Linked DNA regions of Mus musculus: all the other regions are linked to region 1. A link is a contact called in ENCODE Hi-C or POLR2A ChIA-PET data. All regions are on one chromosome and are shown on one strand. The core of a region is the stretch at or near the end of the contact, and the rest is flanking DNA. Distances in the headings are between cores, read along the strand shown. Region 1 holds the start of Gnb2 (guanine nucleotide binding protein (G protein), beta 2). Region 2 holds the start of Tsc22d4 (TSC22 domain family, member 4). Region 3 holds the start of Ephb4 (Eph receptor B4).

The links. Hi-C counts contacts between places; a loop is a spot of excess contacts on that map. ChIA-PET counts read pairs that join two places held with the same protein, here RNA polymerase II (POLR2A).
Region 2: a loop to region 1 is called in a map of heart, with 4 times the contacts of the local background. The contact joins the promoter of Tsc22d4 here to the promoter of Gnb2 in region 1. A Hi-C loop is called at or near these places in 9 of 37 maps with a recorded cell type or tissue (gastrocnemius, heart and left cerebral cortex). POLR2A ChIA-PET finds 5 or more read pairs at or near these places in 1 of 5 experiments (Patski).
Region 3: a loop to region 1 is called in a map of heart, with 2.6 times the contacts of the local background. The contact joins the promoter of Ephb4 here to the promoter of Gnb2 in region 1. A Hi-C loop is called at or near these places in 1 of 37 maps with a recorded cell type or tissue (heart). POLR2A ChIA-PET finds 5 or more read pairs at or near these places in 2 of 5 experiments (Patski and embryonic stem cell).

Annotation. Positions count from the first base shown.
Region 1 is chr5:137,531,056-137,534,977 of GRCm38, forward strand. Gnb2 (guanine nucleotide binding protein (G protein), beta 2) reads right to left here and starts at 2,251. Exons shown (of 10, transcript NM_010312.5): 1 at 2,084-2,251.
Region 2 is chr5:137,744,362-137,748,283 of GRCm38, forward strand. It overlaps Tsc22d4 (TSC22 domain family, member 4), which reads left to right and starts at 1,608. Exons shown (of 5, transcript NM_023910.6): 1 at 1,608-2,053; 2 at 2,487-3,498. The coding sequence starts at 2,755.
Region 3 is chr5:137,348,250-137,352,171 of GRCm38, forward strand. It overlaps Ephb4 (Eph receptor B4), which reads left to right and starts at 1,860. Exons shown (of 17, transcript NM_010144.6): 1 at 1,860-2,400. The coding sequence starts at 2,349. It overlaps Gm52791 (a long non-coding RNA gene), which reads right to left and starts at 1,803. Exons shown (of 3, transcript XR_003955817.1): 1 at 830-1,803.

The DNA.
Region 1 (3,922 bases), core at 1,001-3,500:
CCCCGGAAACGGAGTGGGAAGTGCAAGAGGAAGAGCAGGGGAAACCCCTCCCTCGGACAGCAGCCCGGGCGGGACACTAGGGCGGCAGGAACTGGGGATGGGGGGGGGGGGAGTCCCTTCGAAAACAGACCTGGCGTTCGCCCCAGCCCGCACAAGGCGCCGCCCTCCCAGCACCTAATTTTAAAAAGGGGCGGTACCTCTTTAAATTCACCCCCACATACCGCACACCCTCCACACACACCCCCAGCTAAGACAGAGGTGGTGATGGGGGGGGGGGAGGATGAGGGGAGAAGCTAGGCTGTTCGTGGGGTTGCCTAGGCAACCGTCACCCGGACTAAGAGCACCTCATTGGTGAAGTGCCCCCACCCTAGCCTCGTTGCCAAGGCAACCGCATCCGCGGCAGAGACCTGTAGGGTGGGTGACCCCACCCCCGGCCCCCATCGCCCCCGCCCGACCTAGACTCCCGCCTCTTACCCAGAACCGGCCAGGGTGGCTGTTTACAGGATTTGGGAAAAGCCGATTGAGCACTAATAGGTTCGGGACGGCTCAACCCGGGATAATCCCCATTCCGGGCCGGCTGCACCCCATTAGCTGCTGGTCAGTGCGAGAGTAGCGGGGAAGGCAAACCCCCAAGCCGCCAGCTCCCTTCAGCGCCGAGGTCGCCCGCCCCGCTGCGCCCGCACAAAGCCCGTGGGAGCCTCTCAGAAGTAATTAGGGCTCCGAAGAGAGGCCCCTGGCCCCGGGGCGCGGAGCTGCTCTCTCCCAGGCGCCGGCGAGCGGCCCCAGGCGGCTCGGCCCGATGCCCCTAGGCACCCCTAGAGCCCAGCTCTGTGCTCAGCAGCCCCCGAGGCCTAGCTGGCACCACTCCAGCCTCCGACGTCCTGCCTTCCCGGGACACCTGTGCGATCTGGCCGTGTACACTGCACTCTGGCGACCCAGGCGTCCCCCACCCAGCTCCCACTTCCCCCAGACACTGGGCGTTCCTCTTCCCCGAAGATATTTCCCCTCCGTAAGTTCAGCTTTCTGCGCCAGTGCCAGAGGATGCCCCTCCAAAATGAGGGAGGGGGCAACGACATAGCTACCACCCCACTCCAGCTGTGAACAAAAGCCCCTTCCTTCCAGCTGACAGCAGCCCAGGCCTGGCCTCAATGACACAGGCCTGGGGCAGAAGGAAAACAGGCCAGGAAGAAGACACTGGGTCGGGGGCCATGCTCCCAGCCCTTAGATCCCCATTACCCTCCAACGTTCCCTCAGCAGCTCCTCGATTCTAGGGATAAAGCAACCATAGCCCCCCCTCCAAAAAAAAGGGTGCCACCGCCTCCGCAGGTGTGAGAGGAGGAAAGAGAGGGTCCTCAGATCTGGCAGCTGGACGGCGCGGGCTGGCCGTGCTGCGAAGTGCAGTGGGCCAGGCCCTTCAGCTCGTAGGACCTCCATTTTGCCCAAAAGAAAGCTGGACGAAGGGGACAGGCGACTAGGTGCCAGACCTGGGTAAGGATTTGTAAAAAGAATAAGGTGCTGAGATCTCCAGCTTAGGGGTCGGGACTGAGAAAACACTGCCAGAGCCCGAATCAAGGGGCAGTAGGGTGGAGACGAAGACAAGGGTGGCCTTGAGGCCTTAACTGGATCTCCTAGGATTCTGGAGTTCTGCAAGGCTAATGCAAGCAAGGGTGTGAAACGAGTGGGCACGAGGGCTGTTACCCAGGGGCAGGCAGCAGGGTGGTGGTGGGGAAAGGGGGCGGGACAGGACATAGAAGAAACCCAGAATTTAGCCCCCCAACTATTAAGGGATCAAGAGGCAGGCGGGGCTGGGATGAGGGGGGTCTAGATTTTAAAATAATTGCCACTGATATTGCAGGGAGCGCATGCATTATTGAAGCCGAGGGTCCCCCCCCCCCCCCCAGTTCCCCTTCCGGGTTTGGAAACGACCGGGCCAGAGGAAGGGAGGGGAGGTCTGGGAGTTACGTCCGTTTCCCAAGAGCCAAACCCGGGAGACGGAAGGAACCGAGGCTTCCCCCTGCCACACACACACCCGTGGGAATTTGGGGCTGGGGGAGATGAGGACTCCTTTTATCAGCGGAGGTACCTGAGGTGGTGGGACTCTGCCAAGGGGTCGCTTGGAGGAGCGCGGGAGGTCCTGTCTTCCTCCGCGGCGGAGGCGGCAGCGGCGGCGACGCGGATGGATTTCCTCAGTCACCCCAACTCAACCGTCCAGCGCAGCTCTCCCCAGAGCGGAGGGATCCCGCCCGCCAGTGACGCGGCCGTCGCCGCCGCGCCCAGGGCCAGGCTGGACGAGACCAAATACTCAAGTGTGTGGGGGGGAAGGCTAGAAGCGAAAACACCACTCCAGGAGCAAAAGATGCCTCAGCCACAATAAAAGCACAATTCCACGTTTTTCTAACTCATCAAAGATCACACGACGTAGTTTATTTCCAGAAAAGGAGCAAGACATCCTCTCTAGGGACAGCAGAAGTGGTATAGGCATAAGGGAGGGGGGAAAAAAAAAATCCCAGGTCACGTGATCGACCTCCTTCAACCCCCCCCCCCTCCGGATTGGGCGGCTCCAGACTGGAGGCAAGAAGGCCCAATTCTCGGGTTGGCCACGCCCCCTGGTGAGGCCACTCCCTTCCCGGAGGCGGAACTAGGGAAGTCTAAACCAGTGCAGGACAGTGGGGCAGAAAAAGACAGCGAGTGGTTGGTGACCACTAGAATCCCATAAAATGCAAGTTAGAGGGAATTACACCCAGACAGTTCTTCAAGCGCAGCACTGTGAGGGGTTGTAGGCTTCCTAGACTAGGCCTCATACCGCCGCAGCAACAGTCCATATTTATTGATTTGCATACTTAAAGGTTTTTGTTTTATGATAGAGTTTCAGGAGCCCACCACGTAGCCCAGGATGACCCTAAACTGATAATCCTCCTGCTTACATCTACCAAATGCTGGAATTACAGATACACAACCCTGTGCCTGATTTATGCAGGGTAGAACTTAGGGCTTCATACATGCTAGGCAAACACTCCACCAATGGAGCCACATCTCTCACCAATACTTTTGTTTATTAATCCTCATGATGCTGACTATGGACTCAGGCTGCAGAGTTGAGATGCGATCTCAACTTTAATAACCATTGAAGAAAACTACACTGTGGAGCACCCCACCGAGGGAACACAACATAAGAATGTGCCTGGATTTCCATATCTGTTAAATGAGTATATTGAAGGTTACCCTTGAGTCTCCTGGATTGTTGGAGAACTGTCCCGTCCCCCGTCCCCCCATAGATTGTGAAAATGTTTTGGTAAAGTCCGAGTTGTCCTGTGGCCTTTGAGACAGTCCTCGGAGTTTAGGAGATCAAAACACACTATTCAGCCGGGCAAGGTGGCACACACCTTTAATCCCAGCACTCGGGAGGCAGAGGCAGGTGGATTTCTGAGTTTGAGGCCACCCTGGTCTACAAAGTGAGTTCCAGGACAGCCAGGGCTATACAGAGAAACCCTGTCTTGAAAAAAACAAAACAAAACAAAACAAAACAAAACAAAAAAAAAACACTATTCAAAATAGACTGTAGTGAAGTATACTCGTAGAGAGGAAAGAATAGAAAGTTCACATTTGTCTTCACCCACATATTGAACTAGAGGCCAGCCTGAGCCACAGGAGACCTTGTTTCAAAAAGTGTGTTGGGGGACAGGGTTGGAGAGATGGCTTAGTCAGCAAAGTGCTTACCATGCAAACATAAAGACCTGAGTTTGATCCCAGAAAACCAAGTAAAAGAAAAAAAAACCCAGGCACAGTAGCCACACCTATACTATAGCCCCAACACTTGCAGGCCAGGATGGAAAGAGCCCTGAGAGTTTGCTGGTCAGGGAGTTCATGTGAGAGCTCTCAAGTTCTGTGAGAGATCTTGTCTCAGATATTAAAGCAGGAGCAG
Region 2 (3,922 bases), core at 358-2,857, 210 kb after region 1:
CAGATGCTGCCTTTAGATCCTGCTTTGGCTGAAAGATTCTTGCCCAGAATGCCAGTATGGGTGCCAAGAAAGAAAAATGGCAGTTGGGAGTTCGCTTTTTTTCTTGCCAGTTGCAGAATAGACCCTTTATGTGTGTGCAGATTCTCCTTCATAATGATGAAGGGATAATATGGGACAGGTGGGAGAGGGCTGGAGATGGGAAAGAGCTGGTCTGTAGCCAGCTGGGATTGGTTCTCAGGTATACGCACGGGGTAGTTGTGTGGACATGGGTGTGTGTCCAAGCACTTGGGGAAGCAGAAGTGAGCAACTTCATCTTCCCATCTACCTAAGTGTTTATATGAGGGACAAAGATGAGAAGGTAGCAATGCCTGTTCTGGGCTGAGGAGTGGCTCAGCAGGTAAAAGTTCTTGCTACTCAAGCATGAGGACCTGAGTTCAAATCTTCAGTAGCCACATGAGAAGCCAGGCATAACCATGTGTGCCTATAACCTCAGTGTTGTGGAGAATAGATGTAGAATTATTGGGGCTTGCTGGATGCCTACCAAGCTATGCATTCAATGAGAGACCCTGAGTAGGACACCCAGTGTGGTCCTGTGGCTAACAAACACACACAAGTGTGTGCAACTACTCATTCATGTGCACACACACGCCACACACATGTCTACCCTACCACCAACAGCCTTCTTGGATAGTTTGCTTTCTCCAATTTTCCCTTTTTAAGAGAGGGAAACACCGTATCAGAGATTTGATTTCATATACTGGAGCAGGAGCAGGATAGACAGGATGGCTCAGTGGGTAAAGGGCCTTACCACCAAACCGGATGGTTGGCACTATTCCATCCTTGGACCCACATAGTGGAAGAGAAAACTGACTCCTTCAAGTTGACCTCCAGATCTACACATACATACATTCACAGTAAAAAAAAAAAAAAAAAAAAAAAAAAAAAAAAAAAATTCAAATATTGCAGCAAAATCCGAGAAAAGATATTGGAGGAATAAAACACGTTTGGGTACAGCTGATACTTGTTACAAGTCCATGATGGCGTGTATGGGCGTTCATTCTCCTAGTTCCTCTACTTTAGGGCATGTTTGAAAATTTTCATAGCCGCTCGCTTTTGAAAACAGAGTGGGGAAAGGAGTTTCTCGTGAATTTACGGTGAAAACCAGAGACGCTGTGACAAATCACAGCCAGTGGGTCACATTGACTATGTATTTATGGACAGTCAGGTACCCAGAACATGTCTGGCACGTTCCTTGAGACTCTTTTGGAGAACCTGCAAAAGCCTACAAGTAAGGGAATCCCTGGCCTCCCGCAGGCTCCTCCTCTTTTTCTCCGCCCTCATGCCCCTCCCTCCGAGGAAGAGTTGCCTGGAACCTGGCAGGTGTAGGGTTAAAGCAACCAGTTTGGGACCCGCAGCGGCAGAAGCTGCAGCAGCAACAGCAGCAGCTACAGCAGCAACTGTAGGCTGCGGCTGCGGCTGCGGCTGTGGCAGGCCTGGCTCCGGGCCAGCTGGCAGGGAGCCTTAGGAGGGAGGAGGGAGGAGGGAGGAGGAAGAGGGGAAGGAGGAGGAGAGGAGCAGTGAGCAGGCCCGAGAAGGCAGGACTTCCTGGTGTGGGGGTTGTCAACAGCCCAGAAAGAGAGCCAGAGACCCAGACCGAGACGGAGCGGAGCTGAGGAGCTGAGAGATACATCCAGTGGGGCCACGTGGGAGGAGCCTTGAGAGAGAGCCACTCAAGGGACTGGAGCCAGCGGGGGGCTGAGCCGCCCCCTCCCACAGCAACAGGGAAGACCCGTGGAGTGTTAACCGAGGCTGCGCCTGGGCTCCCCCGTGGAAGCGCTGGTTTCTTCTCGTCTCAACTGCAAACTTTCCACCGAGATGCCTCGCAGAGTGAGATGCGGACGCCAGAGAACACTGGGTAGCCCTTGATTGCTGCCTGCCGTGGCCTGCTCTAGGCCGCCTTAGGATTTAAAAAAAAAAGAGAGAGAGAGAGAGAGAGAGATCTTAGTCCCCCAGGTCTTCTCTCCAGCTCAGCTCGGTGGCCGAGGCCCGAGAGGTAGGTAGTTCTCCCGGGCTGGGCGGGGCGCTTGGCTTGGCGGGCAGTGCCTAACCAGCGATGGGGGAACTGGAATGGGGGTGGGGTGGGCTTGAGGCCCGGCAGAGGCCTCAGGGTGGCCCTTTCAGGGGAGGAGCCGATTCACCCCTGTGCCCCTGGCCATGGAGATACGTGTTGGGGACGAGTTTGGATCTCAAGCATGAAATGTCCAACTTTGGGTCCCAGCTGCTTCTTCCTGTTGTGGGTGTTCTGAATTCTGTCCCCTCTGCTCCGGTCTGTCATTTCTACTTGTCTCTGGGTCTCTAGTGGCTTTCTTCTTCCTCCCTCCAGTCGGCTCCCCCGAGAGGAAGCCCCGGAGGTGGTTTGGCCCCTGCTTTTTCTTTTGCTCACGTACACACACTCTCGCTCACTTTCTGTCTCTTTCTTTTTCCAGTTTGCAAGCTCAGCTTTGGGGTTTCAGCGGCGACAGCAGCAGGAAAAACCTGCCCCTGCCCCCCCCTCCTGCCACCTCCCCTCTGTACTCCAGTCACTAACCAGGCACCCCCAAGTTCCCACAAGGCCCTCCTGCCATGTCGGACCCAGACGTCCCCAGGGGCCCCGATGTCCCTGCCATGTGGCCCCCTTGTTCCAGAGGTGCCTGAGCCCCTCTCCAGGAGCCCAGCCCCTCCCCCACCCGAGCCCAGTCCGGAGCCCCAGGGACCATGAGTGGTGGTAAGAAGAAAAGTAGTTTTCAGATCACCAGCGTCACCACGGACTATGAGGGCCCAGGAAGCCCAGGGGCTTCGGATTCCCCTGTCCCACCGGCTCTCGCTGGGCCCCCGCCCCGCCTCCCCAATGGGGACCCCAACCCTGATCCAGGGGGCAGGGGCACCCCCCGGAATGGCTCTCCGCCACCTGGAGCCCCTGCCTCCCGTTTCCGGGTGGTGAAGCTGCCCCAAGGTTTGGGAGAGCCTTATCGTCGAGGTCGGTGGACGTGTGTGGATGTTTACGAGAGAGATCTGGAGCCTCCAAGCTTCGGTCGGCTTCTGGAGGGCATTCGAGGGGCCTCTGGAGGCACCGGAGGCAGATCATTGGATTCTAGGTTGGAGCTGGCTAGTTTGGGCATAAGCACCCCTATCCCGCAGCCAGGCCTGTCTCAGGGCCCCACCTCTTGGCTCCGCCCGCCCCCTACTTCTCCTGGACCACAGGCCCGCTCCTTCACAGGGGGGCTGGGCCAGCTGGCAGGACCTGGCAAGGCTAAGGTGGAGACACCCCCGCTGTCAGCATCTCCACCCCAGCAGCGCCCCCCAGGGCCTGGGACTGGAGATAGTGCTCAGACCCTGCCCTCTCTGAGGGTAGAAGTGGAGTCTGGGGGTTCAGCAGCCGCAACCCCTCCACTGTCACGGAGAAGAGATGGAGCAGTTCGGCTGAGGATGGAGTTAGTTGCTCCAGCGGAGACAGGAAAGGTAAGAGATGGGTTCATGGGGGCGGGGCGGGACCTACTGTACTCAGGCGGCTGACCTATATCCTGGGCCTCCTCCCCTCAGTTTCCGTCCTGCCGGCCCACCCCTTATCACCTGTCTGTTGGATAGGCATAAAGTCCCCTCTCCCTTTTTGCAATTTGTACTCTGAAATCTTTTTTCTCTCCCAGCCTTTCTTTATTCTGAATACACATGCACCCTCCCTTCCTTCCTTCCTTCCTTCCTTCCTTCCTTCCTTCCTTCCTTCCTTCCTTCCTTCCTTCCGTTTTTCCTTTCCATCTCTTTTCTTTTTTCTTTTCTCTCCTTTTTCTGTGGCCTTCACATTGTTGCCCTTGGCCTATGTGGCCTGCCCACTTCAGTCTTTACCTTCCCTGATTTCAGGTGATGAGGGTGGAGGTTCCAGCTGGGT
Region 3 (3,922 bases), core at 610-3,109, 180 kb before region 1:
ATGACCACACTGGATCTGTGTAGGAATGGGATGGAACTCAGGGCTTTCTGGGTGCTAGAGAAACTGTTTACCAAATTCTCTACTGATAGCAGCAGAGAGGCCAGCCCAGGAGTCATTCTTACTGATACACTGTCTTTGGGTTTTCGGAATAATCTGATGGGCTCTTTCATCTTTTCAGCTGGGTCTCATCAACCGAACCCTCCTCCACGCCTGCCTCTGTCATCCAGGCTGCTTGTCTCTCCTCTATTGAGGCGTTAATCGTCTCTGCATACTAATGAATTGCTTATCCCACTAAATGTGAAAATTTTTAAGCAATCAAAGGCTTGAAGTGGGCTGCTGATGGTGGCTCCTAGGGTGAGAACAAGCCACGACTCAGAAATTCAGGGGGACCCGGATGCAGAATGATAGCTGCAAAAAAGGGGGTGTCTGTGGATAAGAGAAGGGGAGCCTGAGTCTGCGTGGGGAAGGAGGAGGGGACTCCCAGATCTAGCCGGTCAGCCTGGCTCCAGCCAAGCCGGCTGTTTCCTGCCCTGGCTGACCCCCCACCCCGGAGCGGGACCCAGGCAGGGCTGTGAGGAAGGGCAGGGGGTGGGGAGCACTACTTGCGCCAGGAAGATAAGTGCACGGGGACAAAAGGCCATCACGGGTCTCCCGCGCCCGCTGGTGTGTGTGTGCGCGCAGGCGGACAAGAGGTCATCACCGGTCTCCCGCGCCCGCTGGGGTGTGTGTGTGCGCCCTTAGGGTATTTGGCAGACTCCCAGGTGCCCCAGACTCCTACCTCAGAGTTTCCAGACCCTGTACTAATTACCTTAAATTAAAGTCTCCTTACCGCAGCCCTTAAAGGACCGACTTCGGGAACAGCACCTCTCTCATCCAACCATCCCGTGCCCCACACTCACAGTGCCCTGATGTAGATAGGAGGCCGTCTTTCCTGGACCCTCCCCTCAAACTGATGGATGAGAGGGGGTGCTAGCAAATGAGAGGAAGGGCCCTCCCAGCCATCCCGAGGGCCCCCAGGAGCCAGACAGGAAACAGCCTCAGGAAAGAGCCACAACGGTCCCTACCCCCGCCTTGGAGGTCAAGGCTGCAGGCGGCGGGGAAGTGTCCCCCTCCTTTAAAAAAATGAAATGAGGTGTTACGGAGATCCCTCACCCTCTCTGACACGCCTGCCTTTTATTTACATTTTCTATACTTTGGGTTTCAAACCACTTTCTCCAGCGTTAGGCTGCGCGCTCAGTGGATCTCCAGGACTTAACGAGCACGCACTGATTGTGTGAGCGCTCTCTCCGGAGATAGACAAGCTGGGATTATTGCTTGAGGAACGGAGGTCTGTTGGGAAGCTCTCCATACCCAAATGCAAAGTTTTAACCTTCTCCTCCCAAATGCAATCCCCTGCTCCAACTAGGTGGCAGGGGGCGCATCCAGATGTGGAATCTCAGGTCCCGCTGCAAGGTCAAAGCAGGCTTTGTGTGGGGGCATTCACATTTACGCACACATCTGTGAGGCCTGGTAGGTTCAGGTCAGTCCTGAGGATTCCTGGGCTACTGCCCCAACATGCACAATCAGGGGTAGTAGGCATGGGACACCCAGCACCCCTGGACAGTCCCTAAGTTCCACACATGCCGCCCCTCCCCCTCTTGCAAACTTTCTCCTAACTTCCCGACAGGCTCAGTTCGGGCGGCCCCCCCTCTCATGAATTATTCAGCAGCATAGGAGCCAATCAGCTCCCCGTGCACCCCCCCCTCCCAGAGAAACCCGGGCTCCAGGGTGTTGGGAGATGGGGCGGGGGGAAACTCTGACATGGGACTGTCTCCGCCTCCTATGCGCCCCTCCCTCCTAGGCCAGGCGCCGCCCGACTCAGTCTCGACTCGGCCCAGCCCTGGCCCAGCCTGTTTCCCTCCCTCCTGCTCGGTTCCCACTTTGGTTTCCACCTTCCTTGACCGCGACCGGCGCACTAACCCCGGCGGCGCGACATCCACCAACCACTCCAGGGAGCGAGAGAGACCGCGAGCAATCGGCCCACCCCAGCCAGCCAGGGCGGGACCCCCGAAGCCCCGAAGGGACCCCTAACTCTCAGCCACGTCCCGATCTCCGCCCGCCCAGCGACGGCCACTGCCAGGACGTCCCCCCTCAAGGCTGGCCTCCCCGCGCGCGCGCGCTGCGGCGGGGACGTGGGGGCCGCACCTGAGCGCGGGTGCCTGGCGCGCCCGCATGGGCCATCGTTGAGAGGCCCTCGACGGAAAGTCCCAGCAGCAGAGTCGGTGTGCACCCGCCCAGGGGAGGGTCAGACCTGGGGGGGCCAGGGCCCCCCAAACTCGGATCGCATTCAGCCAAAGTGAGGCGGCGCCATGGAGCTCCGAGCGCTGCTGTGCTGGGCTTCCCTCGCCACTGCTTTAGAAGGTGAGTTTTCTTGGGGTGCCCCCTGTTCTTGGGGTCCCCCAAAGTTGTGCCTCAGAGTGCAAAAGCTGGTCTCTCCCTATCCCAACTCCGGTACCCCTTAAACACTTCGGACCAATAGCACTAGAACGGGAGGGGGCGGGGAGGAGGCGGCCTGGCGGGGAGTGGGGTTTTTCTTTTGTTTGGGAAAGAGATGGAGTCGAGAGCTCAGACCCGGGACCTTCCCTTACCCAGCCTTCTAAATTCTCAGTCCTGATGCCAAAGGCCCATGACAGCCTTCCTTTTCCTGTCCACCCTAATGTTCAAAACTATCCCCCAAAGTTTTTATCCTCTCTCCACCTCTGGCTAAACTCCAGGGGAAAGTTCCTGAAGGGGCACTTGCAGGCGAGGCAGACCCCAGCTAGGCCGTAAAGCGACCCCCACCTCTGGTTCCCTAGCGTTCATTCACACCTGGACTCCACACCCCAGTCAGGATGGCCCCATCTGCAGCCCCACTCTCCAACTCCCAAATGGCTGGCCAGGCTACTGACCTCGTGCAGACTCTTTTCTTGTTTTTCTCAAGGCTGTACCCCAACCTTTTACATGCCATTTAGACCTCAACTTTTCCCAAGGCTGAGGCTTTCTTCCAGCCATGCAAGCCCGCAGAAACTGCCTAACACCGGCCTGTGTCGCCCTAATTCACCCCAGCTGGCCGCCTCCTAGCCCGCCTCAGATTTCTGGTTTTTTTTTTTTTTTTCCTTCTGTATTCCTCTCCAAATGCCTCTTCAGATCTGTGAGCCCCTAACTCCACAGTCCCTCTTGGGGCTGCACAGGACTCATAACCCCCTTTCCTGCCTCCCTAATCTCTTTTCAATGAATTTGGCTCCCCCACAACCTCCCTTGCTGCTTAGAATCAAAGGAGAATCTGGGGAGTGGGACACAAGAGTGGGGGAGATCTCTCCCTGAAGCGATGGAATCAAAGGAGCTCCCTCTAGGCTGGGCAGTGCTGTTCTGGGCTGATCAAAGTGTGGGAATGGGGTGAGGACAGACTTTGGGCTCCTGGAGAGGAGGAAGTCAAATGGGCAGAGCACCCATGAAGTGTGTCTGGAGGGAAAGACGGGCCAATAGGAAATGCCCCTTCTCGCCTGCGCTACCTGAATGATTCTCAAGCCCCTGCCTTCACCTGTGCCAACTGCGATTATTTTACTGTTATTTTGCCCAGCAAAAAAGGAGAGTTCTTGTTTCCTTAACAGGTGACAAACTAAAGCTTTAGAAATGTTAATTAGTTTATCCAAGGCCTCAGGCCCTAAAGGAGGTGTAAACTGGGAGATGTGGTGGTGGGGGGGGGAGGGGACGACGACCTAGAAATGGAGCCCTGGAGGGAAGGAGGTGAGAGGTGGGTCTGGGAACTGGGGGACTGAAGTGAGCTGGAGGCAAACTGGCGTGTTGTGGATGCAGGGAAAGTGAGTCTGGGCTCAGCTCAACAGGCTGAAGAGCAGCCTGTTGCACAGACAGTGTGTAAATTGGAGACAGGAAAACGCTATCC